Linked DNA regions of Homo sapiens: all the other regions are linked to region 1. Evidence: chromatin loops called from intact Hi-C (ENCODE). Cell type or tissue: endothelial cell of umbilical vein. All regions are shown on one strand. Region 1 overlaps CDH11 (cadherin 11). Region 2 overlaps LOC105371310 (a long non-coding RNA gene). Region 3 overlaps CDH11 (cadherin 11).

Region 1 (8,000 bases):
AGAAAGGACATGGTAGAGGTAAAGTGTACAAGGAGTAAAGCATGGAATGTCTTGCTCACTAAGCTATGGAGTTTCAGTTAAATACATAGGAAATGGAGAGGCAGGAAAGAATTTAAAAAAGAGAGAGAGAGAGGCATTGTCCAGTTTGTTTATTGAGGGCTGAGTGAAGTGGGGGCAAGGATGGAGTCAGACAGACCTGTTTGTAGGTCACCATGTAGTTACAGCTTCTCTGTGGGTAACTCTATTCATGATAACTATCAAAATTAGTTGTGCTTTCACAATATAACTAATTTTGCTGGATGTGCTTTTGGGGATTCCCTGACATCAGATTTATATTCACTGTGAAAGCCTTCTTTTAGGACGCTTCCTGGCACTCATTTTTTCATCTTTTCATGATTACAGAAGGATGGAAAGAAGAGGCTATCATAGGGAATCTAAGAAATATCTAGAATTTGATGAAAGCCACACTGACACTAACTAGAGAAGAAGCATCAAGGACGGAGAAGGCCAAATCAAACAGGGAAGAGGCTTCATGGTTTACAAAAGGCTACTCTTAAAATTGATTTACTTGAAAATCTCGAGTATTTTTGTTGTCGTTATAATAGAAACTCATTGAAAACTCCTAAAATTTTCCTTGGCTGCTCAAGTGACAGAAAAACCTTCTGATAGCCATGTAACCCCATGATCTGATAAACCTTCAATTCTAATTGAGATGGCCCATTGTAAAGCTTGTAGCCCTGGGGTTCTGAGATCCCGGGATGCATTCCAATTTTGATACCAGTTTTTAGTATGTCAGTGCCTTTATCTCTCAAATTGGCAGCTCAATTCATATAGTGTAATAATTTACAACTGTTTTATAAATTATTATTAGGATTATATATCAAATATTCAGATATTAATATTAAAATTGTTCTCCCTTTAGAGATGAAGAGCAAAGCCAAGCCTTTAATCTCTAGGCCTTGCCTTTTCCTCTGTACCTTATCAAATGATTGTTGTTTGGAATAAGAGGGTTGAAAATTAAAATTATGAAGTTAATATTAGAATATTGTATTTATAATTACCAGGTCACTAGGCCAGCAGACAAAACTATATTATCTTCTTGTTAGAATCAAAAAATTGTAATAAAATTAAACATTTATTTTTTAGTAACACAACAATGTAAAGGAAGTTCTGTCTCTCTCACACACACACCCCCCAAAACACAAATCTTAATTTTAATCTAATACCCAGTATGATGTTTAATGATGAAACTCAAGAACTAATTTCCCTATTAAAGTAATAAGTAAACCAAGAATGGCCATTACTGTTGTTATGATATAGCACATATTTGAAAAGTGTAAATCTATGCAATTAGATGAAAAACAAGTATTTTAAAAGGTGAAACAAATTGCCATTAATTTTTATGTAGTTATTGCTCTAGAAAACCCAGGAAAATCAGGTAAGTTATATCACTTTGCAATGCCCAATAGTAAATAAATTAAAACAGTTATAACTTATACTAAAAATAGTGACTAAGAAAATAAAATTAGAACAGATTCAGTCCAGTCTGATACATAAGAAGCTTGGAAGTCACCTCTCCATCCAAATAAAAAAACAAACAAACTAGAATATTAACAACTTTTCCTAGATTCATAAGAGAATTGAGTTTACAGGGCAAAGAGCCGTCCCCAGATTGGAGACAGACAAGTAGATACAGAGAATCGAACTTACTAGATTAGGAACCAACAAGCAAAAACTTCCTCAGGAACCAGTGCTGGGGTAGAAAAACCTGAACTGTAATTGACAAATTGATGGAGGCCCAGTGTGGAGAAGTTAAAATCTCTAGGGGAACCCAGTCACAGGACCTCTCCCGTGACCCCCTACCACACACATGCACATACACACTTGTGTGATTTTTACCTCCAGGAACTCTACCTGGTTCTCACAGTGAATATTAGAGAAAAATTCCCTCATGCTATCAGTAGGAGGAGGGAAAAAGGAACCATTTTGAAATACGCCAGAGCATTCTGTTCTTAACAAGGCCTGATCTTAGAAAAAACTTTTAAAGGAAGCCTAATCTTCTGGGATTTTATCAGAGACTAACTGACCTGGGGAAAAGAAACTTCCAACTCTAGGCCATCCCAGGTATCCTGTCCCAGCAAAGGAGGGAGAAAAAAACAACTAAGGAGCACTTGTGAAGTTTACAGTTCAGAGGCACAAGCTTACTAAAAACTGAGGCCCAGTCATAGGACTATGGAATGCTAGCCCTTCTTTAACTTACTATCCACATTGTTAAAGGCTTATTTATAGCAGTTCCTGTTACCCACAACACCATTTCCGTTATGAAGAAAAAAATTACAAGGCATACTAAAGGCAGAACAAAAAATCCTACAATTTGAAGAGACAGAGAAAATATCAAAACCAGGCACGCATATGACAGAGATGTTGGAATTATCCAGCTGGAAATTTAGAACAACTGTGATTAATATGCTAAGGTCTTTAATGGATAAAGTGGACAACATTCAAGAACAGATGGGCAATGTAAGCAGAGAGATGGAAATTCTAAGAAAGAACCAAAAGAAACACTAGAGATAAAAAACATCAACAGAAATAGAGAATGCCTTCAAAGGGCTCCTTAGTAGACTGGACACAGCTGAGGAAAGAATCTCTGAGCTTGAGAATAGATCAGCAAAAACCTCTAAAACTATAAAGCAAAGAGACAAAAGACTGAAAAAATAATACCCCAGAATATCCAAGAACTGTGAAACTATAAAAGGTGTAATATATATGTGATGATAATACCAGAAACAGAAGAGAGAAAGAAACAGAAGAACTATTTGAAACAGTTATGACAGAATTTCTCCAAATTAATGTCAGATACCAAACCACAGATGCAGAAAGCTCAGAGAACATCAAGCTGTATCAATGCCAAAAAGGAAGTCCCTACACCTAGTCATATCATATTCAAACTACAGAAAAATCAAAGATTTTTTAAAAATGCTGAAAGAGGTCAGGAGAAAAAAACCCACCTTACCCGTAGAGGAATAAAGATAAGAATTACATCCACCTTCTCAGAAATCATGCCAGCAAAAAGAGAATAAAGTGAAATAATTAAAGTATTGAGAGAAAAAAACATACCAACCTAGAATTCTCTAACTACCAGAATTATCCTTTAAAAGTGAAGGAGAAATAGTTTTTCAGACTAGCAAAAATGGAAAAAAAAATTGTTGCCAGTAGGCCTGCCTTGTAAGAAATGTTAGAATAAGTTCTTTAGAGGGAAGAACATGGGTCAGAAATCTGGATATACAGAGAGAAAAGAAGAGCGTGGAAGAAGGAATAAGTGATGAAGAAACAGACACTTTTATTTTTCTTATATTTTAATTGACCTAACACAATAATTTGTTCACAGTAATAATTGCAACAATGTATTTGATTAGGTATGGTTATTCATATATACCGTCATGAGTTGCTTAGTGACAGGGAAGCATCCTGAGAAATGCATTGTTAGGAGATTTCCTCCTGTAAACGTAGTGTATTTAAACAAACACAGATGGTTTAGCTTATTACATCTACCCTATATGGCACAGCCTATTGCTCCTAGGCTACAATCCTATACAGTATGTTACTCTGTTGAATACTGTAGGCAATTATAACACAGGAGCAAATATTTGTGTGTTGAAACATAGAAAAAGTACAGTAAAAATATGGCATAAAAGATAAAAAATGTTATGCCTGTATAGGGTACTTAGCATGAATGGAGTGTTCAGGACAGGAAGTGGGTGAGTCACTGAGTGAGTGAATGTGAAGGCCTAGGACGTTACCTTACACTACTGTAGACTTATTTATTTATTTATTTATTTATTTATTATTTTGAGACGGAGTCTTGCTCTGTCACCCAGGCTGGAGTGCAGTGGCCCCATCTCGGCTCACTGCAAGCTCCGCCTCCCGGGTTCACGTCATTCTCCTGCCTCAGCCTCCCGAGTAGCTGGGACTACAGGCACCCGCCACCACACCCGGATAATTTTTTGTATTTTTAGTAGAGACGGGGTTTCATCATGTTAGCCAGGATGGTCTCGATTTCCTGACCTCGTGATCCACCCGCCTCGGCCTCCCAGAGTGCTGGGATTACAGGCTTGAGCCACTGCGCCCAGCCCTGTAGACTTTATAAACACTGTACATTTAGGCTACACTAAACTTATAAAAATTTATTTTTTTATTATACTTTAAGTTCTAGGGTACATGTGCACAACGTGCAGGTTTGTTACATATGTATACATGTGTCATGTTGGTGTGCTGCACCCATTAACTCATCATTTACGTTAGGCATAAATCAACCTTAATTTTTATTATTATTATTTTTTAACCTTTTAAATATTTTTGTTGGCCAGGCATGGTGGCTCACGTCTGAAATCCTAGCACTTTGGGAGGCTGAGGCAGGTGGATTACCTGAGGTCAGGAGTTCCAGACCAGCCTGGCCAACATGGTGAAACCCCATCTCTACTAAAAATACCAAAAAAAAAAAAAAAAAAAAAAAAAAATTAGCCGGGTGTGCTGGCGGGCGCCTGTAATCCCAGCTACCTGGGAGTCTGAGGCAGGAGAATTGCTAAAATACGCGAGGTGGAGGCTACAGTGAGCCGAGATTGCACCACTGCACTCCAGCCTGGGCAACAGAGCAAGACTCCATCTCGAAAAAAAACCTTTTTGCTAAAAACTAAGATGTAAACCCACACATTAGCCTGTGCCTACACAGGATCAGGATTATCAGTATCACAGTCTTCCACCTCCACATCTTGTCTCACTGTAGGGTTTTTCAGGGGTAGTAACACACATGGAGCTGTTGTCTTCTATGGTAACAATGCCTTCTTCTGGAATACCTCCCAAAGGACCTACCTGAAGCTGTTTTAAAGTGAACTTTATTTTTGATAAATAGAATGAGTACACTCTAAAATAATGTTTAAAAGTGTAGTTATGGTAAATCCTAGGTGATAGGCATTTTTCAGGTCCATTATAATCTTACTGGATCATCTTTTTATATGTGGTCTGCTGCTGTCCAAGACATTGTTATGCGGTGCATGAAACACACACACACACACACACACACACACACACACACACACACACACAAGCTTATTTATAAGTGAAATAAGTGACAGCAATGATATAAGGAACAAGAGGGAGAAATTAGGATTAATTTCTTATTATAAGGTACTTGTACTACCTGTGAAGTGGTATAGTGTTATTTGATAGCAGACTTGGATTAATTGTAAATGTATAGCTCAAACTCTAGGTCAACCCATTAAAAAGTAAAAAGAAAAAAAAAGAAGTACAGTGGCAGTGGTATGCTTAAAAAGGACAGAAAATAGAATCACATAAAATACTGAGTTGAAACCTCAAAAGCCAGAAAAATGATAGAAAATATTATTTAAAAATTACTTTATAATATCTTCCAAAATGTAAAGTAGCTAACCATAAACTTAATAAGAAATGCATGATACAAAAATGAAGAAAACTACAATGACTTCCTGAGGGTAATAAAAGGAGAATTGATTCAATGGAAAGTCAGACCATGGTTTTGGACAGGAAAAGTATTTTTAAAATTTTAGTTCTTCTTAAATTGATCCATAAATTTAAGATAAGCTCAATAAGATTCACAAAAGTACTTGTAGGGCACCTGAAAAATAATTCTAAATTATATCAGAAAGAATAAAAAAAGCAAGATTTGTAAAATAGTAATAAAATAAAAATAATGCGGAGAAAGCATCTGTCAGGTTTCAACATATATATGTATAAAATTATTAAAGAAAAATATGATACCAGTAAATAGACAGAATGGGAAGAATAGAAAGTTAAAAAAATCTAATCATAAAAAATGTAGAAGACAATAAAGATACCCTTACAAAGCAGTGAGACATGACTAAATATTTCATAAATAATATTTTTAAAATGCCCAACAGGTGGGGGAAAAAGATATATAAGAAAGAAGAAAAGATAAGTTAATGTTGATATCAATTTTGGGTGAGGAACATCTTGCTAAGGATAATAGTAAATAGACAAAAACTGATACAAAAAGTGTAACATCTCTACTTAAGACTACAGCAGAGTCAGAATTAAAAGAACATTAAAACATTAGGAAAATCTATGCAGTAGGTATGGTAGGTCAAAGGTGAATAGCATTAATAGATGAACAGACTTTACAAATCAATTGCAAACTGACAAATATATAATTTAAGAGGTGGGCAAAGGACATAAATAGCCAACTTATAAGAACAAAAGAAGAACTGATTAATAATTATTAAAAACACCTGGCTTTAAATGATGAAAGTAACTGGAACTTAAAATGTTACATTTAACTTACCAAATTGCCAATGATTAAAAAGAGTAATACTAACTAGAATTGACCTGGATGTGAGAAAATAAAACCTCACCTGTTTTACCAATGGTATTAAAAATGGTATAACATTTCTGATGATCAGTTTATTAATTAAGTAGCAATAGCTTTTGATCCAGTAATTCCACTCTAGGAGTTTTGTTTGTTTGTTTGTTTGTTGCACTCCAGACTGTTGCCCAGGCTGGAGTGCAGTGGCGTGATCTCAGCTCACTGCAACCTCCACCTCCCGGGTTCAAGCAATTCTCTTGCCTCAGCCTCCCGAGTAGCTGGGGCTGCAGGTGCACACCGGCCAAGCCCAGCTAATTTTTTTGTGTTTTAGTAGAGAAGGGGTTTCACCGTATTGCCCAGGCTGGTCTTGAACTCCTGAGCTCAGGCAATCCATCTGCCTCAGCCTTCCAAAACACTATAGGAATTTATCCTAAAAGAATAATTAGATATTTGGCGAAGGTGTGGAAAACAATGTACGTACTTACAGTCAACTGATATTATATATCCTCATAGTTGAAGGTAGAAAGACAACTTGAAAATATTGACATACATATATTGATTTGTATTACATACTATTAAGTGGGAAAATTAGTGGACATATATTTCACAGTTGCTTTTCTTTTTTTTTTAAGAAAAGAAATGTATGCAAAGAAAGGATACACAAATAGCAGTGACTATTTCTGGGTAGCCTATTATCAAGTTATTTTAATGTTTTAATACCATTTTTGTTGGTTTGTATTTTCCAATTTTCCTTCAAGAAATAGGCATTAATTTTGTAATAGAAGCAAATTATAAACTTCTTTGCAAATATATTTTACTACAATTATTATGGCTGTGATTAAAGTGAAAATTGAAGAACCTTGTCCTGTTCTGTTCACACATTCCCTGGAACCCTAGATTAATCCATAAATTAAATTTCAGAATTTGCCTCTTCTGAGGATTGTTATTATTGACAATAGGATAAACAAAGACTTTTGAAATGAATTAACTAGAAGAGACACGAGCTTTATATTCATTTTACAGTGTGCCATGTACAACCAACAGGGCCCTCCAAATATTTAAATTTAGTTTTTGCACTTATTGCTGTGTGACCTTGGGCAAATCACTGACCCTTCTGATGTCTCATATTCTTTCTTTATCTGAAAATTGGATAAAAATATACCACCTGCCTGCCCTATGCGACTGTTTGAAGAATTAGGTGAAACAATGACATGAGAAGGTTTTATAAACCAGTTAAGAGCTACATAGAGGAGAGATATTATCTCAGTCTTTTTTTTTTCTTTGCACTTTTCTCATCCATTACATATTTCTTGTGATTTAAGAGATGCCACATGCCTGGTATTTTCAAAGTAAATGCATCTCAAAACCTGGGCAGACATGCTCTTCATCTGCCCAAATAGCACCATTCCTGATATTAACAGCCCAAGATGGACTTAAATGTTGAAGAATCATCCAGTGTTCTATTTTCCTGCTGCCTGCTGAGTCGGCTTTGAAGCTCGGGCTGCAGAACGGAATAAGATAAAATGAAATAAAAAGCTTGTGTGTATTAAGATGGCTTTTCCTCTTATATTTCTAAAAACGCTGAATGCTTATGCCGGAGTTTAGGCAAACACAATACTGATTATTTACATGGCATAATGGAAGT
Region 2 (8,000 bases), 490 kb before region 1:
AGGTATTAAACAGGGGCATCGCATGATCTTATTTGCATTTTGTAAAATGAGTAAAAAAGATCATCTGTGGAGCATGGATGCCTGTTAAAATCTCTCCTGAGCTGCTAATATGCATATAAAGACTCGACACTGACTGTCTGTACTATTAAAGCTGAACATGCAGGCAACCAGGTGACTCATTAATCCCATTCCTAGGTACATTACCCAACATAAATGCATGAATATTTGCACCAAAACAGATGTGCAACATTTGATATTTGAAACATTTGAAATTGATAGCAACACTGTTTGTAGTATCTCCAACCTAAAACCAAACCAAATGTTCATCCAAAGTGGATTAAATAATGAATTATGTCATATTCATATAATGGAATACTTTGTAGCAATAAGAATAAACAAATTACTGCTACACACAACATTGAGGACTAGGACAAACAAGACATTAAACAAACGAGCCAAATGTACAAGAATACATACTGCGTGATTTCATTTATATAAATTTTCAATGTAGGCCTTTAGTGTTTGAATTCAGAAACTGGTTGTCTTTGAGGAGGAGAATGGGAATACCTTGGGGAGGTGGCTTCGGGATACTGGTGATGTTCCATTTCTTGATCCAGGGAGAAGTGGTATACATGGGAATTTACATTATGAAGATTCGTTGAGTTGCACAATTGTAATTTTTGCCCTTTCATTGTGTATTTTATAATTCAATTAAAATTTTAATAAAACCAAGAAACCAAAAAAAAAAAAATGTTAAGAATGATGGCCACAGGCCAGGTGTGGATTGATCACATCCCAGACCAGAAGGTATAAGAATAAATAAGTAGATTAAAGTGATACTCTAAGGACATTAAGAGGCTCAATGATTGGTCACTGAGGAATCAGGAGGAGTCAGATAATTGTTAGAATTTTGTGTAAATTTACTCTCTCCCTCTCTTTTGCAAGCTTCTTAAAGGTGTGTCTGTATCTCGTTCCTATTATCCCCACAGCCAAACACTACAATGGATGTGGAATAAATGAGCAACAAATATTGAATTAATAAATAAACATCGCACTTTCTGATGAGGCTGGAGGCTCTCACTTGATAGCAGAGGATAAAGAGAAGAAGAAAAGCAGGTCAGTAAGCTGTAGTGCTCTCAGCTGTTACTTCATCAGAAAAGGAAATAAATATAGAGTTGTTTTGAACAGCAGTATCGATGTTTTCTTAGGTCTAGTGGACACAGCAATGAGTCCTGACACGGGGTGGGAGACCATCTATTGACAGTCGGCACTCATCATAAGCCTTTTAAAGTTTTCTGCGGAAAGCCAAGATGAAGTAAAAATAGCACCGTATTATTCTAGGTCTGACTGATGGGAACAGTTGCATAAAGGTTTCTTGTTAAGCGCGTCAAATGTTACCCTTTGTGTGACTTTGGTTTAGCTTGCTAGTCTGATTAAATTCCATTCACCAGCAGAGGAAGCGATTGGTATTTATATGTCTGAAGCTGCTCTGAGTCTGGCCGTCCTAGACAATGTGGATATTTCTGGAGAGAGAGGGAGAGAAAAGCCAGGGTTTATCCACTTGGTTTATAAATGGTCACCAAGAACAAATAGATATTGTGTAACCTCATGAAGTGCAGTCAGGTTCAGTAGATCTGCCTGCATCTGAGCTGTTTCACATCAGCTTTTTTCTTTTTTTTTTTTCTTTCCTGGATTTATAAAGCTTTTAATAGTCATTTGCCAAAGCATTTTTTTTTTCTTCATGGTAAGTGGATTTTTTTCTACAATATATTAGATGCTTAATCACTTTCTTATAATGGGCATATTTAGAAAAAACTGTTTCTTAAAAAAAAATTGAGGTTCATGACTATAAACAACAACTTCACAGCTTGGACCATGGCTAGGCCAAGGGATTTTGAGTGAGGCTGGCTAAGTTTTCACACCTCTGCACTTACTCTTGTCACAGACATGTGACAGCAGTGAAGGAATTTGGGTTAAGGGCCTGTTTTTCCTTAACCGTAAAATCGTGAGCATACTATCTAACTAACAGTTTTATCAGTATTTCCATCTTGCAATAATGTATATTTAACGCCTAAGATGATTCCTGGCATACAGAGACATAAACATATATGCTACTGACCTTCTCTTTGTCCGTATTTTGATACTGAATTACAGTTAATTTTTATGAGCAGCTTTGTTTTATCTTATACCAAGAGCCCTAATTTATTTTACCCTAGGATAATTATATTTCAATTTCGGTTTTGCTTCCGGTTACTTTCCTCACCATCAACCATCAGTATTATTACTGTGTGTCAGTGGATGCTGGTATTCCCATTTGTTCTTTCTTTATCTGCTGTGAAATCAGGTATCTACATTCACAGAAAGGAAGAGCAGAATCTGAGTTCAGGCCTAAGGGGGCCTTCATGGGTGAGTCCCTGGGCTCTTAGAGTAGCCCTTGGACATCTCTCTTGGCTGCTCAGGGTTCAACTCTTCATCCTTGAGGATTCTTCTTGGATAAGTGAGGTCTTGCTGATACGTGTTGGCAACCCCTCAAGAAGTCACACTTTTGCACATGAAGGATAGAAGCTCATTGTAAAGGTCTATAGAAATGAAGGTTAAATATCCTCAAAATAAGATTATAATGCATTTTATGAGAATAGACATTCTGCTATGCTCATTTAAGGGAGGCACCAATGTTAAGAATAACTACACATTCCTACTCTGATAAAAAGAAAAATAGCTGAAATCAGTTTTATCAATAAGGAAAAAAATTAGTACACATTGCAAGGATCAGAGCAGAGCAATGGGAAAGAAAAGAGCAGATCTATAAGCTGGGCATGCTGACAAGTGCCTGTAATCCCAGCTACTTTGGAGGCTGAGAAGGGAGAATCGCTTGAGCCCAGGAGTTCAAGATCAGCCTGGGAAACATAGCAAGACTCTCTCTCAAACACAACTCTCTCTCTCACACACACACACACACACACACACACACACCAAACACAGATCATCTGAGGCAGTGGGTCTGGAATGAACTGGAATGATCATCTGAAATGCAGATGATCCCACCAGGTAATACCAATGTTTCTGGTTGTGGGGCCACGCTTTGAGAACTGGTTCGGATTCTGGCTGCTCAGCGTGGTTAAGCATGGTGCACAGACCAGTAGCATCGGTGACACCTGGGAGCACTGTTATGCATGCAATCTCAGACCCCCTCTCAGACTTACTGAATCAGAACTTGTGGGCACAGTAAAACTTAAGATTCACCAGTCTGAAAAAAAAAAAAAAAAAAAGCAGACCTGAAAGCAAACAGGCAAATGGTCAACCCACTAGTGGAAGAAAATCAGCTGTAATCAAGGGTTAACATTTGGGCAAATTCATATGGAAATGGAGTTTAAATGATCTTGCATGTCAGGAAATTAAAATGGCAGAGGGGTAATGGGAGTTGTCACAATAATATCTCACAAATGGAGAAATGCTGTTGCCTAGGATGACCAATTGTGCACAAGTTACTTTTCATCCTCTGGCTGTGAACAGAGCTCAAAAAGTATATTCCTGACCTTACTTCCTTCTATAAATTATTGACGCTAATACCTCCCTGTCTGTGGATGCACTGAGAGATAACAAAGCACACACGCAGCTCTATAGCCTCTTTCCTTCATATTCTCAATCTTCAGTGTACGGATGAAGCCACCAACCTGGCAGAGCATCCAGGGAAAGCAATTACTTCATTTATGACACATTTAAATTTGTTGAGTAAACAATTTTGAGTCTTCTATGGGGCCTATTACACTTGAGCCTGAGAAGTACTTATTAATAATTTTTCAGCTAATATTTACTCAAAGCACTCTAAATCAGCATTTCTAAATAAAGCTGAGTCCAAAGGGCAGAGGGCTGGTAGGCAGATGATGAGGAAAGCTGACTCTCAACATTCCTTTAGAAAGTTGAGGTTTATAGAGGGTTGGTTTTGGCAACTCCACCGGAAACTTATGTTTGGATAGCCGTCTAATTCTAAACCAGTTCTGACTTTGCCCAGAATTTGGGTATGAGACAATAAATTAGCCTGATATTGTTGGAAAGAAATCTACTCAGGCTAAGAGTCAGAAAACAAACTTGCTTTTATTAGCTCTGTGACCTTGAATATGGCACTTAGCATTGCAGAGGCTTAGAAGGTAGGAAAGTAGGGGTGGGTGGGGGGAACACTTACTGAGAGCAAAGCACAACAGACTTCTACAACAACGGATATTAACCCTGCTTACTCTGTCTCCATGCACTCAAAGACACATGCAAGAGACACAGAGATGTGTATTAAAATGCAGAGTTTGCTGCAAGCTGTTATCAAATCAACTTGATCGTATCAGCCATGTCTCTAAAGTTATCTGTTTTGATTCTTCTTCAGGAACTACTTTCGGCTGGTAAGCAGATCTTACAGTACAGTAGTTAAGCATATAATGTTTGGAGCCTGACTGATATAGGCACAAATCTCAAGTCCACAACTATGTGAACGTTGGTAAGTTGCTAAACATTGTTAAGCCATTGTTTCCACATCTGTAAAATGGAAAAAAAATAATTGTTCCTACCTCAATGCTGTATATGCTGAATGAGAGGGAGAATGTATAAAAGCTCTTACCATAGCATAATACAGAACCTAACACAAACTTAGCCTCAATCAATTCTAAATATTTTGACCACTGTGAATTTTGAATTATTTACTTACACTTTAATCAGGATGGTTATTTCTATCTATTTTATGATCTTTGTCCATCTAGATATCTCTTGCGGGATACTTTCACCTGGACTACATTTGTAGCTATTTAATGATTCCTAAGTCCGATGCATGACCAGTCCTTTATCCCAACCTCTCTTAAGTTCAATCCCCATTCAGGTCCTAAACACATTCACCTTTTTCCAGGTATATTAAGTTTGGTTCCTTAGAAGTGGGTATCAGGAAAAGGATCCATGTGAATACAAATAAATCAATAATCGATTTTTTTAAAATGATAAGAGATAGGGAATGTGGGAAGAAAAGAAGGCCCCACAAGAGTGTGATATCAAACAATGTGCCAGGGAGGTAAATGTTGGCTCAGCCCCACACGTGATCTCTGGAGACAGCATGGATTCTACACAGGTTTGCAGGTAAACTAGCTCCCTGAAAATATTGGAATTATTCCAAACAGATGGCAAGATAACTGGCTATATCCATCACTCATTGTTTGAGGGCTGCCCCAGAAATTTGAAGGTCTCCATGTATTAAGGCAAGTTAGCTACTGATAGCCTGAGGGAAGACTGCCTGCTAAGAAGCACACGTGCTAGCTGTTGAGAGTAAAGGTATACATGGAACTGACCATGAAAACAGTGTAAAAGGAATCATAGGAACATAGGCAGAGCCCTGACAGCATCTGCCATAACAATAATGCTAATATTAATGTAATCAGAAAAGGGGTCTTGATGCAGACCTCAGGAGTGTGTTCTTGCAGACAGGAATTCAAGGTGAGTCAAAGAGAGAAGAGAAGGTTCGTAGAAAGCTACCCTATTACAGAGCAGGGCATACTCAGAACACAAGAAGAGGAATGCTTCACAGTAAGAAGAGACAGTTTCTTGAAAGCTATTCCATTACTGAGTAGAGTGTCCTCAGAAAGCAAGTGGAGGAATTCACTATCTTTGCTTGAAGTTTTTCTTACACAGGAGTCTTACCTATGTAAAGAATAAACTAAGCTGTGCCTACATGTGGGTGGGCTGACAGCATGACAAAATGTATTATTCTATTGATTTAAATAAAACTATCTGTGACGTGTTAGTGTGTAAGTATATTAAAGTATAACTGTAATTATCTTGAAAGCACATATTGTTATGGTTATTGAGAGATCTAGGCTTTCTGTTTTTATAGGAGTTTGTCCTTACAGGCATTACCAAGCTGACTCCTTAGGTAAAAACATCTTAGGACTATGGGTCATGACTAGCAAAGACTGTGCCTTGCCAGTTTTAAGATGGAGTTGATTTTAAAATGGTGGCACTCTGGCTTTCCTAGGCTCCTGCTTTCCTAACATTAACATCCCAGCAAAAAGTTTCCATGAACATAGTAGTCTGCCCTTTGTACTTTTGCCATCATCTCATGTTGCTGGGTAAGGATTATTAGTCCCAGTGATAGATGGTTTAGGTGAATATAATTTAACATACATGCATATGTACACATACATAGACATAAATATTTTCAAATTCCTGTTTAGCAATTTATTCCATAATATTTGGTTTTACTATGAAAGTAGGTCATTTAATTAATTAATTAATGTTAGTTATACAAATTTATCTTTGCTATAGTGCTTTACATAAAAAGGGGAATAGTCTTTGGTAAAATGTATTTTTAAGTATTTAAGTCCCTTTTGAGTCAAGGTAGTTTCAGTCATCAAAAGTTTGCATGTATAAATTGCATGGAAAAGTCCCAAAGGAGTGCAAAGAGAACTCTTGTCTCTCATTTGGGCTACAAGAGACACACTTTTCTAAGATTATGACTCATGATAGTTGCTATAATGGTGCATATTAAAACTTTTTTTCAATAATATGAGAAACAATGTTGATTTTCAATTACACACGTAAAGAGCTGAATAGAGAGTATCTGGATTTCTGCCATGTATTATTCTTCTCTCCAGTTCCTGCCGATCAGTTGAACCTCTCAAAATAAGATATGGATCAAAGATGGACCTCAGAATTCCCCACTTATCAGTTCCTAGAATGAGAAAAGAGTTGAGAAACATCTAAATTCCTGATGTCTGTTGATTCAGACATGCACATAAAGCAAACTGCAGTAATTAGGGTCATATAAATTTCCTATAGCCATTAGCCCATCACCTTCCCTCATGGGAAAAGAGAACCAGGCAGTGGGATCTTCTCCTTGACTCCTGGAACCCCAGGCTGCCTTTCTTTTTATTTGAGTTAAGATGTGTTGGTTGCCTGGATACGGCTGAGCTTGTGAAAAAAATGTCACTGAGCTGCTGTCATGATGGCCATTTTATTACCATGATTTATAAATGGATTATCTGTGAAAATGGCTCTGGTTTTAATCATGCCCCCTGCAGGAAATGGCCTGTTCTTATTGGTTTGTTTCAATGACAGGTCGAGATATCCTGATATTTTATAACAGTTGGTAGATGCTTTACTGCAAATGATATCCATCCTCCAGAAAAAATTAGTTAACTTCTAATAGCATTAACCTCAGGAAGTGTATCCTGCCCACCCCCTCAATCTTATTTCAGATTCCTTCTTCTGGGGCATCAAGCTCCCCTTAGCTTTCCATCCTGTTTTCTCGTAATTCTGTTTCAAGGAGGAAGCAATCAACAACAGATTTCTTCCACAATGTTCCACATATGGGAATCACTCTTTGATGTTTTACAACAAATGGATTTCAAATAGTGAACAGGAGAAGATGCACAGATTCCTCGGTTTTGTGGTTCCACAGGAGGAAGGTGATGCTTTGCTAGGGTGCCTGGAATCAATCCTATCATCATCATCAATTTATTGAGTCTTTATCCCAAGCTGATAGCTTTACATATATTGTTCCTCACTTTCAAACCAAGGTGGATAATCTTCAAAATAGGAATTATCTTCACCACTCCCAGTCACACAAGGTTAATTTAAGTGACATAGTTAAGTGGTAGGAGTGAGATTCCACCCAGGTGTCTATGATACAAATCTTCAGTTATTTTCTTCACTTCATTGCTTCCTAAAGCTTATTCCATAGAACACTAGTTCTGTACAATTTCCAAACCTCCATTCCCTACCTGCAATAAGGTTAAAAAACAAAGAAGCAAAAATAAATATCTGGGGATAGTCTTGAAGATTCACTGTACATGCTAATATTCTGAAAGCTCTAAGAGTCTCTAATTTCTGTTGATAGTTTTAACTGATCTTTTCCCAAAACTTAGTCAAACATGAAATACATGTTTAATTAACACCTACTAATGGAACTCTGTAAATAAGGGTTTGCTGAAAGCTTCACTAGAGTATGTTTCAGTGCCTATACTTATAGA
Region 3 (8,000 bases), 60 kb after region 1:
ATTTTTCTTTAAGTCAGTTAGATCTCTTTTCTATAAATAACACACACAACAAATACAAATAGACAGAAGAAGATCTAGTAGCTGTAAAATTTTTCATTTGTCAGTTTTTAGGTTTTTCTTACTTGGACTACTGGCTTCAAGATGGAACCCTTTCAGGAACATGGACAGGAAAGCATGCAATTTCTAGGGCTTAATAAGCAGGCACAGTTGGAAGGCAAAACACCAAAAAATCAAGAATTCCATTTTTTTTTTTTACCAAATCCTGGATCCCCAAAAAGGGAATCAGCCCATCCCCCATTGAAGTCTTACCCCTCATTGGGAGGTGGGGACATTTTTATACCTTCTAGATGACCAAGAGCATGCTTCTCTGATCCAAAAGTGCAAAGAGCAGAGTGCTTCCCCATAACTGCCATTAGCCATCACTGAAAGTATATTCCCTACATAGTTATTACACACCAAAGCTCTCTCATAATCCAAAGTAATTTCTGATACCTGCAAAAGTAAAAAACACCAGGTAACTGAATGCAAAACAGAACAGAGGCTTAGATTTTGGGAGGATCTATCCGTTTTCAATTCCTGGGATTCCATAAGGAAAATAGAGGTTTTTCCCAGAATGGGGTCTCTGGCACTTCCTCTGTTTTTCCCAAGGACTTCTAGAATGTTAGAAATTACCTTACATCCTCTCATATGAGTCTCAAGAGTGTTAAGAAGACAAAAGGGAGAAAAACAATTCAGTCATCTGAGAAGAAAAAAGCTTTTCTTATTTCAGAGAAACAAGATTCAAGAAGAGAAAAACAAACATAAAAGCCATTTAAATACACACACACACACATATATATATATATATATATTAGTTATCCATGTTTAATTAAGCTAACTCTCAACAATAGAGCTCTTTAAAAAAAAAAAAAATCCTTTTAGATCTCTTAATACCAGACTCTAGGCAGGACAAATAGCCAACACCTCTGGCTTTTAAGCTACTTTTTTTTGTTAGTTTGTTTTTCTGCAAAAGTATTTTCCCAAGTAAAACCAATAAGCCTTAACTAAGGTTATGGCTTAACCATGGACCCATGAGATGTCTCCAAATAGATGGCAAGCAGTTTTTACAAGATCTAGAATCACCCCTAAAGTAACTCAGAAAAAAAAAAAAAAAAAGAAAGAAAATTCAAGGCAGGAAATCAAAAGCTGTCCATGGAGGGGTAAAGTTTAAGTAAATGGCAAAAGTCCCATAAGAGTCAAACAGGAAAAAACTCATTCTCTAAGACAAAAATTGAATGCAGGCCTCCATCAAGTAAGAGCAAACTTTTACTCACTAAGCTACAGTATGAGGCAAGCACCATAATGCTTTTCCCAGAAGGAGTATAGAGCAGACATTTTTGAGCTTGCAAAGGATATATCTTTTCCAAGGAAAAGGGACAGATATAAATCTGAGAAACCTTAAAAGGAAACATATTTTAGAATTGATAGCCAATATTTCTTGCAATCTTACTGAAAGAAAACCAATTTAAAAAAAAAAAACTTGTTTTAAGATAGGGAACCAAAACTTAGTCCAATAGCTTTTACTTGGAACTCTAACCATGAAATAGTAACACAATTCACTATTTTATAAAAGATAGGTGGATCCAAATTATCTCTCTGACAAAACTGGGACTTGTCCATGTGGCTAAACTTTGCTAATCTGAATTTGCTCCAATTGCTTAAAATACACCATAGCAGTGAGTCCTTCAGTATTCACCATTGTCCTCACGTTTAACAAGGATCTCCACTAAATAGAAGTTTTTCTGAGTCTAGCGAAAGCCCAGTTTTCTTCCCCTGAAAATTCCCACCTTCTGTAGCAAAGTGTTAAAGTTACAATAAGTAAAGAAAATGGTGTTACAGAAAATGATAACTTTAGGACATAACAAGAAAAGGTAAGGCCAAGTTTCACCTTGGGTGGACCTCTAACCCATAATCCTAGAGGGAATGCCAATTCCAAACTCCTCTGAGTATCCCAGGTGGTGCTAGGAATCAGCCAACAATATCAAATGCTGAAAAAAACAGAGTACCCAAGTACTGGCCAGTGAGGGTCCCCACAGCAAACGCTGAAAATCCCAGAGCATCGGGGGGCAGCCAACAGTGAACCCCAAAGGCACAAGACCTAACGCAATTGGGGCCACAGAACAACATGACTCTGGTGTCCCAGGGTCAACACAACAGAGGACCTCATACAGCCAAATGACCTTCCTTAAACAATGGCCCAAAGAGCCAAAGCAAAGACTACAAATGTGACAAAGAAATAAGGATAAGCATGCATTTGGGCATTGAGAGAAAAAAGTAAAATGGTCAGTCATTGGAAACTAAAGCAAAAAAGGCCTGAGAGAAGGGGCAACAACAGGGGTTATAAAGGACTTGGCCAGCCAGGTGTGCTTCTGCCTGTCCAGGACTCCCAGAAAATGGGAGACTGCATCAGGCTACCAAGCCAAAGGCCTCAAAGCCACTTACCCATCTGTCCAAAATAAAGAACATAGGAAAGGACAGATGTGCCCAAATCAAAGGGAAATAAAAGTAGCGAGTTGAATCTGGACAAAGGGAGACTCACCCACCCACCATTCAGGTCTAAATGGTGCCCATGAGTCTTGATTTGGTGTCCCGATGGGAGTCTACATTGCCTCTTCATTGGTGGCCAGAAAAGATGTCACAGGGTGAATCCCAAAATTGAGGTTCAGCCCGGGAAGCCACCTGGGTTCTTGGCTTCTTGTAGGAAGAAGTTTAAGAGCAAGTCCACAGAGTAAAGTGAAAGCAAGTTTATTAAGAAAGTAAAGAAATAAAAGAGTGGCTACTCCATAGGCAGAGCAGTGGCATGGGCTACTTGACTGAGTATGTGTATGTTATTTCTTCATTTTATGCTAGACAAAGGTTTTCTAGGAAAGGGGTGGGGAGTTCCTAAAACTGAGGGTTCCACCCCTTTTTAGACCATATATGGTAGCTTTGGGACATTGCTATGCCATTTGTAAACTGTCATGGCACTGGTGGGAATGTCTTTTAGCATTGGAATGCATTACAATTAGCAAATAATGAGCAGTGAGGATGACCAGAGTTCGCTTTCATTGCCGTCTTGGTTTTGATGGGTTTTGGCCAGCTTCTTTATTCCATATCCCTTCATCAGCAGGGTCTTTGTGAACTGTATCTTGTGAAACGAGTCCTACCCAATCTCCTGTTTCATCCTGGGACTAAGGATGCCTGAACTCCTGGGGATGCAGCCCAGCAGGTTTCAGACTCAGGTTACCCAATCCCATTCAAGGTGGAGTCACTCTGGTTGGAATGCCTCTGACAGAATCATTACAGCAAGAAGACCACGCTGCTCTTTCCTCTCTCAGGTAGAAGTGAATATTGCCTTTCCTTTGGATGACACTGTACTTTTGTGAAATTTGATAAGGGCACTTTCTCAGTACTTTACCCCTGGTTATGTCTTCTGCTTCCTCAGGATATATTAAGTTCCCTGAGATTCTGGACAACAGCTAACTCCTCACTGAATTCCTTGTCACAGGAGTCAATAGAATATAAAGTTGACATGGTTTCTGCCCTCAGGGAGTCTCAAGATTTAGATTAATTTTCTCTCAAACTCAGCTGCACATTAGAATTAACCGGGAAACCTTAAAAATTCCATTACCCAGGCCTTACTCTAAACCAATTTAAACCCAGGAATCAGTATTTTTGAAGTTCTCTGTGTGATTCCATTGTACATCCAAAGTAAATAACCACTGGTTTAGAGCTACACTATCCAATAGGGTAGCAACTAGGCACATGTGGCTTTTAAAATTTAAATTAAATTTAAAAAGCAGTTCTTCAAAGTACTAATCCCATTTCAAATTCTCCAGGGCCATTTCAATCATTACAAAAAGTTCTATTAGTCAATGTTGGTCTCAGGTACTAAAAACCCTCATCTGAAGCATAAAACATCTGTTCAATGAATGACGGTGTGCAAAGAATATAGCGCTGGGCATTCAAAGACCTGCCACTAACTCATTGTGTAATGTCCAGTAATCTAGTTTTCCTGTCTGTGAAATGAAAAGCTGGGTAACATGAGTGGCTCTCCAGACAAGATCTTTGGAATATACTAGAAAACCAAGGGATCAGGGAACACAATGCCAGGAAGAGCTGAACCAACTGGCTCCACACTCCATAGTAAATAGAACAGATAGCTGAATTCCACACAATTTTTCTTTGAAAAGCAGCTCTGCTGCATTACAAAAAAAGAAAAAATGAAACCATGTCTGATATCTTGATAACCAACAGACTCCCTGTCTCAGTCCAGCAGCAGGTTAGTGAATTCCTGCTTCAGTGCTCATAATCTCATGGTACAGGGAGGAGGGCCCTGCTCAGGAGGCTGTGAGGTCACTGACAACTAACAACTCACTTCCCCTCTCTGAGTCTCTGTTTCCTTTTATGAAAAAAACAACAAATGATGCCTGACCTCCCTCATTCCTAAGTTAATTTGAAGGTCGAATGAGATAACAAATGGGGAAACCCTTTGTAAAAGCATAATTTGGGTTACACAGGTGGGCAGAAGGATGATCAAATGCTAACAGCAGTGGCAACTTACATTTATTTGGGTAGGTTTTTTTCCCCCTCTTTATGAGACAGAGTCTCGCTCTGCTGCCCAGGCTGGAGTGCAGTGGCGCGATCTTGGCTTCACTGCAACCTCTGCTCCGCCTCCCGGGTTCAAACGATTCTCCTGCCTCAGCCTCCTGAGTAGCTGGGACTAAAGGCACCCATCACCACACCCAGCTAATTTTTGTATTTTTAATAGAGACGATGTTTCACCATATTGGCCAGACTGGTCTTGAACTCCTGATCTTGTGATCTACCCACCTTGGCCTCCCAAAGTGCTGGGATGATAGGCATGAGCTACCACACCTGGCTGGGTGATTTTTAAAGTTCTGGCTTTTAACCTTTAGAAGTGTGGGTTGCAGATAAATTTAAATTACATTATTATTACAGAAAGGAGATGTGATTTCACTCCTTTTCTCTAATATGGATATAAAATCTGCCAGATCCTGCAGCAGGTTCATTTCAGGTACATAGGCATCCTTGTTTATCCCAGAACCCAAATGGGATTCTGTAGTGTTGACCTGTGAGTATGCTGACCTCAGCTGTAGCTCCTTGGCTAGGGGATGGTGCAGGTAGTGGGGAGAGGAGGGATAGCTGATCCCTGAAAGGAAATGAATGGGGATACAGGCCAGAAGTCTGTCCACAGAAACTCCTGGGCCTCTCAATTATCCATGATATGGGGTGAAAATGGAGCAATCATGGGGTGAACAAAGCTCCAGGGTGGATGGCATGGGTTCTTCTGGTCAGATGAGTCCCAGGAGTTCAGCATGTCAAATCATTTGTTCCATTAAACCCCTGCTTGCAACAGCCCAGCACATGGGTGGGCATGCCTTTTACTGAGTTACCATCTACTAATTAGCTTTTTTAATTGAGTGTCTACTATCTGACAGACACTGTGCTACATGCTTTGCATACATTTTCAGAAAAAAATTTTCTGCAGCATCTTGATGAGGTGGGTATTGCCTCCACTGCCCAGATAAGAAAATAAGGGTTTGGAGCCCTTTGGTCTGTATTTAGTTCATATGCCTAGCTAATGCCCAAAATGGAATTTGAAGCTATATATGACCCATTTGGAAGCTATTGCCCTTCTACCATTTGACATTGAACCAAGATCTACTTTACTATAATTCTTTCAAATTTTGCTTTCTGGAGATGCTCAGAATTCAGCTAGCTCTTCTTCCACATAGCCACCACTCAAGAAATATTTTTGGAGACAAGGATTTCTTCAATAGTTAAGTGATAAGAATTTAGTAAAACATGTTTTTTGCCCTCAAGGAATTCCAAGGTTCCTGGAATTTTTAGAGTAGGCATCTCCCTAAGGGTCTTCCAATTTCCACCTCAAACACCAGGGGTTCCTTTCATACTTCCTTAGGGGAACATCTCCCATTTTTCCCCAGATGTTCTCCAGTCTGCCCACCTCTGCCAAATAGTCCCTGAATGAATGAATCATGATTTTCAAACCTCTCTCCCATAACATTTTCCACATTAGAACAAAATTTTGTTCTACATCCTTCCTTGCCTAAGTCTCCAAAGAAGGTGCTAATGAATAATAAAATGCAAGCCCTGCAGGGAACTGTAGGAAGGCAGCCAGACGATAAATATCTTCTAATAAATGGACCCAGCTCAACAGGAGATAGCTCTGTAAGATCTTATAAGCTAATCATTGTCAAAGGGATTGCTTTGGTGCCCATGGAAAAGGAGTTACGTGGTTGTAGAGGCAAGTGCCATGTTTCTATCAGTATTTCACCCAAGACAATTAAGTCCAGGCCCAGAGTCATTCCCTGATAGAAAGAGCAGCCATTACTTGGCTACCGCTCACAACACCAGCCACTTTAGTACTCACACCATAAAGGAGGGACAATTCTGTTCTGGACAGCAAATGTTAAAAAAGTGACACTAACCTTGTTTTTTATGAAAGCACATAAACAAACCAAATGATACAAAACTTTGCTCCATTTTTAGAGCACCATTGTAACAAAGCCCAGCTGGATGTCTCCCCAGGCCCAAATAACATCTCCGTAGGAGAAGCCTATGCAGCTGGAGATGGGATTGGCCTTTGCGCTCAGGGATCTTACATACCATTGACCAGTTGCATCTTGTTCCAAAGAGATTTACCAGCAGGCTAAATGTACAACTCATACACCATTGGTTGGGCAGAAAGTAAGTGCTTTCCAGCATTACTTTGTAAAGGAAAGTCCCTTTGAACCACAGCTGCCCTGATGAACTAAGGAGCAGATGAAGACGTAACAATACAGCAGAGTTACTGTAAACCATGAACTTGGGCAACAAGGACTTAGTGCCTTCCTGATAAGATGTCCACGACAGAAAGGCTTGCCCTTGTATCTCCAGGATGGCTGCCCATGAAACCACAGAAATATAGTTTGATCTGGTTCAGAGGCTGCTCCTGCTTCTGAATACAACCATGACATTGGCTTGGACTCTCAGCAACCCCAAGGTCTAAGTTTTCATCCTCCATCTCTTCCATGCCTAGAGATTTTTGTATGCCTTTAGGTTTTAAACCTCAGCAATCTAATCTAGCTCACACAGCACCCACAGGGAAGGGACTTGCATTTGAAGGATAGTTGTTTTAACAAATATACACATAGAGAAAATAACAGCTCCACAGCAAGTCAGCTCACTAAAATGAATAACATAATTAAAAATTAAAAGAGGTCAGGATATATTCAGGATTGCAAGGGCACTTCACTAAGAAGGAAGAAAAGACCTACATCATGAAGAATATGTGAAGATTTTTGAAAGGAAGAAACGGAAAGAAGAGCCTCATCCCTCTTCTGTGGCGATGCTTTCCATATCACACGTTTATGCCTTGTTTCCTGGGAAACCCACTGTCTGGGCCTCACCATGACTGACCGCTGCTCTGCTGAGATGCCCAGTTTGATTGCTCGGGGCTTTGAAGTTCCACCTAAGGCACAGCAGGTTTTTCTTCCTGGTGTCTGCCCCTGCCTCTGGCATTTTTACCTCCTGCTTGGGTCCTGTCGGGGCAGAGGAGAGAGTAAATGTTGCTGCCTACTGCCTGTCTCTATGTATCCCTGGTGGCACCTCTGCATCATCCCCAGATGGATATTTTTTGGACTGACACAGATCAAGGACCTTGGGACATTAACAGATCTACACCCTTAGAGTTGTTCTATCTATACTTGCCCTCTCCCCTCCAACACCCACACATAAGAGATACACACACACACGTCTATGCCTCATCTTCCCTCTCTTCCCTTACTCTGCAGCTGAGATATCCCAGCCTGTCCTACGGCTGAGTGCTTACAAGACGCAGCTAAATCCTACTTTACACTACACAGAATAAACTGAACCTGCTACTGATACATAATTCCTTTCTTTTCAATATTTCATGAGCTTGCACAACCCCCTTCCACAGATGCCCAACCCTCCAT

What was found. Peaks named below come from ENCODE experiments on the same cell type or tissue, not always from the same donor. Only the 100,000 strongest peaks of a DNase experiment are listed, where the experiment ranks them.
Region 2: it touches region 1 in a loop (2.9-fold over the local background); 2 of 110 quality-filtered maps call a loop at or near these places.
Region 3: it touches region 1 in a loop (8-fold over the local background); 2 of 110 quality-filtered maps call a loop at or near these places.

Annotation. Positions count from the first base shown.
Region 1 is chr16:64,960,716-64,968,715 of GRCh38, forward strand. All of the region lies in intron 11 of CDH11 (cadherin 11), which reads right to left. Among named protein-coding and RNA genes, the nearest start is that of CDH11, 160 kb to the right of the region's middle. In endothelial cell of umbilical vein, no CTCF peak of the experiment used is centred here; DNase peaks (open chromatin) are centred at 2,256 and 3,586; H3K27ac peaks cover 2,321 bases.
Region 2 is chr16:64,474,700-64,482,699 of GRCh38, forward strand. It overlaps LOC105371310 (a long non-coding RNA gene), which reads left to right. Exons shown (of 4, transcript XR_001752234.1): 3 at 990-1,116; 4 at 4,376-4,513. Among named protein-coding and RNA genes, the nearest start is that of CDH11, 640 kb to the right of the region's middle. In endothelial cell of umbilical vein, no CTCF peak of the experiment used is centred here; DNase peaks (open chromatin) are centred at 1,432 and 3,992; H3K27ac peaks cover 1,169 bases.
Region 3 is chr16:65,020,739-65,028,738 of GRCh38, forward strand. The region is part of intron 2 of CDH11 (cadherin 11); the gene reads right to left. Among named protein-coding and RNA genes, the nearest start is that of CDH11, 97 kb to the right of the region's middle. In endothelial cell of umbilical vein, no CTCF peak of the experiment used is centred here; a DNase peak (open chromatin) is centred at 4,233; H3K27ac peaks cover 2,029 bases.